Regions from separate parts of the Homo sapiens genome. Here region 2 is linked to region 1. Evidence: chromatin contacts called from ENCODE Hi-C or POLR2A ChIA-PET data. All regions are on one chromosome and are shown on one strand. Each heading gives the region's core, a stretch centred on a gene start or an enhancer-like site at or near the end of the contact. The rest is flanking DNA. Distances are from core to core; before and after follow the strand shown. Region 1 holds the start of LINC03107 (long intergenic non-protein coding RNA 3107). Region 2 overlaps PARN (poly(A)-specific ribonuclease).

What was found. Hi-C counts contacts between places; a loop is a spot of excess contacts on that map. ChIA-PET counts read pairs that join two places held with the same protein, here RNA polymerase II (POLR2A). Pooled maps may share reads with other maps.
Region 2: a loop to region 1 is called in a map of psoas muscle, with 2.3 times the contacts of the local background. The contact joins the enhancer-like site here to the promoter of LINC03107 in region 1. A Hi-C loop is called at or near these places in 5 of 168 maps with a recorded cell type or tissue (PC-9, dorsolateral prefrontal cortex, gastrocnemius medialis and 2 more) and 8 of 50 pooled maps. POLR2A ChIA-PET finds 5 or more read pairs at or near these places in 2 of 52 experiments (H1 and PC-9).

What each region holds. Positions count from the first base shown.
Region 1 is chr16:14,425,841-14,430,443 of GRCh38, forward strand. It overlaps LINC03107 (long intergenic non-protein coding RNA 3107), which reads right to left and starts at 2,881. Exons shown (of 2, transcript XR_007065002.1): 1 at 1-2,881.
Region 2 is chr16:14,527,461-14,532,232 of GRCh38, forward strand. The region is part of intron 21 of PARN (poly(A)-specific ribonuclease); the gene reads right to left. LOC107984865 (a long non-coding RNA gene) reads right to left here. Exons shown (of 2, transcript XR_001752089.3): 1 at 3,594-4,772; 2 at 3,117-3,457. Among named protein-coding and RNA genes, the nearest start is that of PARN, 100 kb to the right of the region's middle. RefSeq lists an enhancer at 4,717-4,772. Within about 2 kb of position 1,796, at least 13 of the 41 ENCODE cell types and tissues checked have a DNase peak (open chromatin) inside an H3K27ac peak, as active enhancers do; they include PC-9, gastrocnemius medialis and psoas muscle, where a contact is called at or near this core.

The sequences.
Region 1 (4,603 bases), core at 1,631-4,130:
AAAAATTAAAAGACCGGGCGCAGTGGCTCATGCCTGTAATCCTAGCAATTTGGGAGGCTGAGGCAGGCAGATCACGAGGTGAGGAGATTGAGACCATCCTGGCTAACATGGTGAAACCCCGTCTCTACTAAAAATACAAAAATTAGCCTGGCGTGGTGGTGGGCACCTGTAGTCCCAGCTACTTGGGAGGCTGAGGCAGGAGAATGGCTTGAATCCGGGAGGCAGAGCTTGCAGTGAGCTGAGATCGTGCCACTGCACTCCAGCCTGGGCAACAGAGCAAGACTCTGTCTCAAAAAAAATAAAAATAAAAATATAAAAATAAAAAATAAAAAATTAGCTGGGCGTGGTGGCACGCACCTGTGCTCCCAGATACTTGGGAGGTTGAGAAGGGAGGATTGTTGGAGCCTGGGAGTTCGAGACTGCAGTGAGCTATGATTGTGCCACTGCACTCCAGCCTAGGTAACAGAGCGAGATCTCATCTCTTAAAAAAAAAGAGGCCGGGTCGAGTGGCTCACACCTGTAATCCCAGCACTTTGGGAGGCTGAGGCGGGTGGATCACCTGAGGTCAGAAGTTTGAGACTAGCCTGGCCAACATGGTGAAACCCCGTCTCTACTAAAAATACAAAAATTAACTGAATGTGGTGGCATGCGACTGTAATCCCAGCTACTAGGGAGGCTGAGGCAGGAGAATCGCTTGAGCCTGGGAGGCGGAGGTTGCAGTGAGCCGAGATTGCGCCACTGCACTCCAGCCTGGGTGACAAGAGCGAGAATCCGTCTCAAAAAAAAAAGAAAAAAGAAGCGATTGGCTGGCTTGGGAGGTGGGTGTTTTAAATGCTGCGTTGCAGGATCTGTAGTCCTCTGGCTGATGAGTAAATTGGAAAACAGTTTGGCCACATGTATCAAGAGCCTTTGAAATGTTTCTGCTTCCTGGTGCTGTAATCCCCGTTCCTGGAAGCTCTCTCTTAAGAATAATCTAAGAGATGGACCAAGTGTAATGGCTGCCTGTGGCATGCAGAAAGCGCAAGTTGCAGGTATGTGTGTAACTCTATTTCTAGAGCTATAGACGGACAGAGTGGGAAGGGGGGATTCTGGCCGCAACCAGGTGCACTGACTCCAGAAGGATCCACGCTCTGCACAGATGAGCCGGGTTTATGAAGGGATCCCAGCCACCCTCAGTTGCTGGGCACCCCCACCTCCTTCTATCTTTATCTACCTACCCCGTGATGTCCTTCGTCTGGATGACGGTATCAAATCGTGGTTAGGCACATGGGCGTTGCAGTCGGACATCCTGGGGCTTGAATTCCAGCTCTGCCACTGACCCTGACCTCCAGTGCAGGTTACTGAACCCGCCTGAGCCTCAGTTTATCTTCAAATGGGGATAATCGTGCCTAAACGTCGAGTACAAAATGCTTCCCATAGACTGAGCTCCAATACACAGTCCCTACTGCTATCAGAAAAAAACACACAGTGGCGTGGAGAAGAAAACTCACTTTCAGAAAGCAAGGATGACACACCAGAGGGCAAGTTTGTTTTAAAATGGAAAGTTCTTGAGAGCAGGGGGTGTGTGTTTTCCAGGAGGAGGCTGTGGGTGCTTCCCAGTGTAAGTAAACAATGGCAGGAATCTGGGGAAATGCCTCGGTGAGCACTTACTACCCGTGGGTGCTTTCTATTCTCCCCCTGGTTTAGTCCCGTCTAGTCCCACAGGTGAGGAAACTGAGGCTGGGAGCCGGGACAGCATCCTCGGGCTCACACATCTGGTGAGCAGCACAGCAAGCTCTGAGCTCAGATCTGAGCAATCACCCAGCCCACATGCTGATCAGTGTAGTCCCGCTGCCTCTAATGGGTGGTTTCCTCAACACTGTTACTAATGAAAACTCTTTCAGGGTGCCACTGGCCAAAGTAGGAATGAGCAAATGGAAAAGGGAGACAATGAGGGCTCTGAGGCTCTGCGAGGTGGGTGCTCCCATCACACCACCCAATCAGGATGCGAACCACTTGCTGATTCACACACACGCAGACAATGGGGAATTATGAAGCCTTGTAAAAACAGCAGAAACACCCAACAGACCCTCCATTTTTTCTCTAGTTAGCCCCAGCCTCCAAAACTAGGGCAAAAGCCTAAGCTTTGCTGAGTCACAATCATTTATCAAGGTAATTTGTAGGCACAGCACTCGAGATGCTATGCAATTTTTACCCCATTCAACAAATGCAGGACAACCTGCCGGGGAAGATTAGTCCTTCCTAAGTAACAAGAAGGACTCTAAATTCTCAGATTCTGGGTTATTAAGAATAAGAAGAGGCTGTGCAAACTAGACCACAGCGTGCAGAGAGGAGATGTGTGAAGAGACTTAACTTTCCTCCCTACCCACAGCCACAACTAGGGAACCACATTCAATCTAATTGGGTGTTTTTGGCAGTCTGGCTGTTGCCTGCCCTCCAAGGCCTGCCAGGAACCAAGAATCCACCACCCAGGCTTAGACACCTGCAAGGGCACTTGGGTGGAAGAATCCTGTCCCCCTACCCTTCCTCCTGCAGGAAGAGGACAGCATCAAAAGGCGGGTAGCTGGTTCTCTGGTTGTTATTGGAAATATAGGAAGACGTGTCCATGGAAAAGTTGCATGGGCCTGGCACAGGTGCCTAAGGCTTCCCTTTGCTCAAGTCCACACTTGCACACACAGGTAAGGCTCCCTGGCTTCAAGTTTCTGATTTACCATTTTCCTATGTTTTCAAGCTTAAAAAAAATCACCGTGAGGATTCACTCTTTACTTATGAAACATACTTAAGTTCCCCACCTCACCCTCTAAAACAGAAAAAAAAGGGTGCTTATTTGTTGTCCTTTTTTGACAAGAATTATCTGTCTAAAACTTTTTTTTTTTAACTTTTTTTTTTTTTTTTTTGGTCAGCCAGGCTGGAATGCAGTGGTATGATCTTGGCTCACTGCAACCTCCGCCTCCTGGGTTCAAGTGATTCTCCTGCCTCAGCCTCCCAAGTAGCTGGGATTACAAGCATGCGCCACCACGCCTGGCTAATTTTTGTGTTTTTAGTAGAGACAGGGATTTGCTATGTTGGTTGGCCAGGCTGGTCTCGAACTCCTGACCTTAAGTGATCTGCCCGCCTCGGCCTCCCAAAGTGCTGAGATTACAGGCGTGAGCCAGTCTAAAAAGATTTCCATTTAAAAAGACCCTCAACTTGAACATGTAGCGTTCTCACCAGGCCCAGTCAGCATCAAGCTTTCTCAAGTTCAAGTTCACAGCATGACTAGAAAAAGCAGGCAACTGAAGACAAACGGAACTGCTGTTTGCAGGATCAGGCAACTTGGAGGAGAGGATGGCGCACAACCAGGGGAAACATGATCTGGCCTTCAGGTGTCCTATTTCCCCTCCTCGGCAAAAATCAGACACATTGATTTACTCCATGAATCATTTGGGGGAAAAAGATTTCAGCTGAACTCATGAGATTTTTTAAAAAGTAGCGAAAAAGATTGAACTATTTTTAATACTCACTGGTTTCCCAGGTCTGGAGAGGGTGGTTTGGCCTCGCCTCAGCAGTAACCAAGTGTCATAGCATTTTCTTTTCAACGTCAAGAGGAGTGTTGCAAAATAGTCCAAGTGGGAACACACAGGAACCGTGAGACTCTCTTGGTGTTGCTGTTCAGTAATAATGATGCACACTTTAAAAACACACGCACTCGGCCGGGCACTGTGGCTCAGGCCTGTAATCCCAGCACTTTGGGAGGCCAAGGCTGGTGGATCACGAGGTCAGGAGTTCGAGACCAGCCTGGCCAATATGGTGAAACCCTGTCTCTACTGAAAATACAAAAATTAGCCGGGCGTGGTGGCACATGCCTGTAATCCCAGCTACTCGGGAGGCTAAGGCAGGAGATCGCTTGAACCTGGGAGATGGAGGTTGCAGTGAGCTGAGATTGTGCCACTGCACTCCAGCCTGGGTGATAGAGCGAGACTCCATCTCAAAAACAAACAAACAAAAAACAACAAAACAAAACCACACACACACTCGGGCTGGGCGCGGTGGCTCACGCCTGTAATCCCACTACTTTGGGAGGCCAAGGTGGGTGGATCACTTGAGGGCGGGAGTTCGAGACCAGCCTGGCCAACACAGCCAAACCGCGTCTTTACTAAAAAGTACAAAAATTAGCTGGGCATGGTGGCGGACACCTGTAATCCCAGCTACTTGGGAGGTTGAGGCAGGAGAATTGCTTGGACCCAGGAAGTGGAGGTTGCAGTGAGCTGAGATCATGCCACTGCACTCCAGCCTAGGCAACAGAGTGAGACTGCATCTCAAAAAACAAAACAAAACAAAAATTAGCTGGGTGTAGTGGCATGTGACTGTAACTCCAGCTACTTGGGAGGGTGAAGTGGGAAGATCACTTGAGCACGGGAGGTGGAGGCTGCAGTGAGCTGAGACTGTGCCACTACACTCCAGCCTGGGTGAACCACGGATGTAATGTTTCCACACATATAATGTATAATGATTACATAAGGGTAATTAGCATATCCATCACCTCGTTACATTACATATGTAATTACAATATAACTCTGTCTCAAAATAAATAAATAAATAAATAAATAAATAACACACATTC
Region 2 (4,772 bases), core at 546-3,045, 100 kb after region 1:
AAATCTGTCATAATTTTTTTCTTTTTGACGTCATGAAAGCTGAATTAGCAAATGCTGAGTCATTGTTTCTAGGGAAATACAAGATTAGGGTCCTACAAACCTCTGATCACATGTTCATCAACCGATCAATATATTATCTTGTTTTATGTGTGTTTCTGTTTAAAGACATCTTAGTTAATATACTGTTGATTCATTAACACTGAACTCATGGCCAAGAGCACTTTAACTCATGTGTGAACAAAGCTCATCTAACACGTGTTTTCTCTGTAAGGCACCTCACATCCTTCTTGCATTCAGGAACACTGGGTATCCCTCTAACACTATGCTTTGGGGTCATTTTCAACAGCAAAATCACTAATAAAAAGGACAAAAATTCAAAACAAAAAACTGGCACTAAAAGCCTGTGAAAAGGAGCCGTGTTTACAGCCCAAGAGCAGAAACTGGAAGGCAGAGTGCAGTCTCCTTCAGCTTTGGCTGGAAGCACATGTTGGGCAATACAAAATTTTCCCAACCTGCATATCCCTGGGGATGACCACAAAAGCACGTGAAAACTGAATTGTGGGTTACAAAAAATTGAATATCTGAATTCACAAATACAGAATCTGTGAATAATGAGGACTGACTGTATTTTTAAAACCATGCCCAAACCAGCTGCTCAAACTGAGTGTCAGAATAAATCCATAGCCCTAATGAGTACAACTTCACCTTACAGCAAACTTCTCCTGTGCCTGTGGAATTCTCACATTCCTTATGAACCTACTCAAAAGTTAACCTCTGTAACAGAAAGCTGCTCTAGTAACTACTGAAGTGGGACCCCCACAAGAGGCTCCAAAGGAGACCCCTGACTGCACTGATAAGAGATTAATTAGAACGGCAACCCAACTGTAGGAAGCCATGGGAAAGAAAAGGAAAGACAACTAAAAATCATTCTGGCAGCAGGTTTTGTCTCTTGTTTAAAAGGTACAGACAGGTGAAGACCTGCAAGTCACTTAGGGCAACAAACATGGCCCTACCTGAGGGACATGCTGTCATTTTGCAAGCCGATCATACAAACACCAAGAGCTTCACACTCACACAGTCTCCATGATGCAGCAATACATCTTTTTTACAAACTTGACTCTGTGATATTTTATTGTCTGGATTTCTGAATAGACTGATGTGGGGGGGAAAGTGGACATTTACCGAGCAGCTAATGCCAGGCACTATGTCGAGAACTTTACCTTCATAACCTCACTGAATTCTCCCCAGCCTGGTAAAATGAATTTTCTCTTCTCCACTTTAACCTCTGGAGCTAAGGACTCAGGTTACATCAAACACCACCGATTTTATTTCCTTCAAGCGGCTAAAATAACTCGAGAGATTGTTTGGATATTTCAACTAGTTGAGTATTCAATTAATCACTTTAATTACTAATGATTACTTTATAAGTATTTCTTATAAACTGGATTCATGAGTTTTCCTCTAGGTAGAGATCTTTCCCTGCAAGAAACGAGAGAAAAAACATTTTCTCTTTACAGAAACTTCTCTCATCTCTAGTCATAATTCTTTAACTGTTTCATGGAAGACTGGACACAGATCAAGCAGCACTCAGCAGACATCTTCGCCCTGACTCCTATAAAAGTGTCACTTCACCGTGAGTGCAAAGGTGGCCCTGAGCGAGTGCCTAACCAAGGCCCCTCTGCCAGGCTTCTCCAGCTCCGGACTCTAAAGGCTTCCCCACAACTACAGGAGAGGTACGCTGTCGAATCCGAATGCTAAGTCTGTCCACATTACTTAGCATGAATAAGCATTTCAATGTTTTACTTGGCGTTGGAAAGGTAGATTGGTTGCCAGCACGACAGCACCACCTTCTGGTTGGTGAAAAGGAATTAAGATACAAAGTCACATCTGGAGCATTTCAAGTTTTGTAAGCCAGATGGATGGCAAAGTTGAAAATCTAGTTTCCATAAAATCCGAACAATGTCAGTAGCAATTAAACACCCTCACAGATCAGTAATGGAATAGTAACTGTAGGTCACTACTGGCTACTGCTCCACTTCTGGGCACACTGCAGCCACTTCCAGCCTCTCAGCCCTGACATTGAAGCCCACTGCGCCCTATGAAAGAAATTCCTTATCATGTCATCAGAGTCACATCCATCCCCCTGGCTGTGCAAAAAGGTTCTCTGCTGTTCACAAAGTCCAAATTTGATGGCCAGCAATAAAGTATCAGACACTGGCCCAACAACCACTCCCACTGGTACTCGTTGGCAGGTAGGGAGTATCGTCCTCTGATGGTTCTAACGAGGACTATCATCCTCTTATGGAGCCCATGAGGACTCGGCATCCCCTTCCTGTTCCCCTCAAGCATGGGACTCCTTGGTAGACTGTGCTGGAGAAGGATCTTGAGTGTGAGGTCCAAATGGGGCTTCCTCCTATAGGTGATACCATCCCTACAGAAATCCAGAAATCCAGACCACGAGACCCCATCATGACAGCTGCAAGAGGCCTCTGAACTCTAAACGATTCCTTAATCTCAGCTTCCAAGAGACCCCAGCAGCTGGTTTCCAGGCCTGCCTTCTTCAATGCAGTGGCCCCATCCACTTGTCAAATGGCCCTTGGGTGTCAGACTCTTCCTGATTCTGCTCATCAGGTAAGCTATTCATCCTGCTCCCTCAAGGAGAGCCAAGCAAGGTGGACAGAGAGAGGACTGTGCTTTAATCACGACATCCTTCTCTTGGTGAGCAGCACAGAAGTCTCCTCCAGACCTGTGGAGACCACAGGGTGAAGGAATGAGCATTTCTTCCTGAAGCTGTCCACAGGAATCCCAAGCCCCAGGCTACTCTAGAGAGAGGCAGCACCTGAGGAGGGAGAGCTCTGCCAGTTACCTCTGCTTCCCCCCAGCCCACCAACACCCGCCACAGTGCTTTGCACACCTGGAAAAGAGTAATTCTTCTTTAAATGAGGACTTTAATCTGTGTTTCTCCTGAAGTGCCTGAGTTCAAACTCTGTTTACCATAACCCTCAACAAGAAATCCATGTGCATTATAACCCAGTACACACACATACATCTGTACGTACAGAACCCTGAAAAAAAGGTTACATTAAAAAAAAAAAACTATATTATATAAGACACACTGACATTTTCTAACTTCTTCCATTTTATTAAAAATGCTGGTCACCATTCATTCAAATGACTTCACAACCCAGTGAGGGAGTGCAACCCTCACTGGGTGAACACTGTCGTAAACTTCCGCCTTCGTTCATCACTCTGTTGGGTGCCATGCTCCTCTCTCTTCTCGGCTATCCCAGAATTGGCCCCTTCCCAAGGACTGTACCAGGGCATCTCCTCAAAGCCCTCTCCAGCTCTGTGCCAGCACCATTCCAAATGCCAAGGATGTAGAATAATGACTAAGATGTAGCCCCCATGCAGAGAAGCCAAGTCTACTGGGTGGGACAGACTGACATTGCCTCTTCCTCTGAAGACAAAAACACTTGTTATCTGTATTCATTCATTCATGCATGCATTCATTCATTCATCCATCCATCCATCCATCCATCCATCCATCCCCCACCTTGACTCACTCCCACATCATTGTGGAAACAACAGCTTACATTTGTCAAAAGGCAGGCCAGGCGTGGTGTCTCATGCCTGTAATCCCAGCACTTTGGGAGGCTGAAGCAGGCAGATCACTTGGAGTTTGAGAACAGCCTGTCCAACAGAGTGAAACCCCATCTATATCAAAAAATACAAAAATTAGCCAGGCGTTGTGGTTAGTGCCTGTAGTCCTAGCTACTCAGCAGGCTGAGGCAGGAGAATTGCTAGAACCCAGAACGCAGAGGTTGCAGGGAGGCAGAGGTTGCAGTGAGGTGAGATCACACCACCGCACTCCAGCCTGAGTGACAGCACAAGACTCCATCTCAAAAAAAAAAAACAGATGAATCCATCTAATAGGGTTTCCTTTTTCACAATCTGTTTGTCAAGGGATAATTTTCATGAACTCTAAATTAGGAACTAAAGTGCACTGTCACTGATTCTTGGAAGCCAATGGCCCATTTATTACCCTATGTAGCATTTATAGATGTGGCAGGTTCCCAGATAAATTCAATTTGGCCTCAGCCTCTTAGAAAAGGCTGTGAACTAGAGTACATGCAAAGACTAACCTTCTACCATGCTTAAAAATACATAGAAACTGTTTGGGTACGTCCGTCAATTTCATCTACTTTTGACTTTGTGCTACCATGCCATCCTACACACATGGGAAAGAGTGCCATGAGGGTGCCCCCCCAGACAACAACCATGCTTTCCAAGGGCAGCTCTATTTGGTTGACCAACTTCGTACTCAATACTTGGAAATTCTTTCAAAAGCCCCAGACTTCTCAATGAAAACTGGTTAGATGTAATATTTTATTTTAAAACTTGTATTCAACCTGGCCAAGATAGCAAGATCCCATTTCTTTAAAAAAAAAAAAAAAAAGGCAGGCATGGTTGCATGCACCTATAGTCCCAGCTACTTGGAAGGCTAAGGCAGGAGGATCGCTTCAGCCCAGGAGTTCGAGGCTGCAGTGAGCTATGATCGCACTGCTGTACTCCAGCTTGACCCTGTCAGAGTGAGATCCTGTCTTAAAAAATTAAATTAAATTAAAATATAAAACTTGCTTTAACCAAGAATAAATAAATCCCCCCAACCAACATGACAGCAAAGTTTATACAAGGCACAAGATTCAAACTCTGATTTTTTTTTTTTTTTTTTTTAATTGTTCATTCTTGGGTGTTTCTCGCAGAGGGGGATT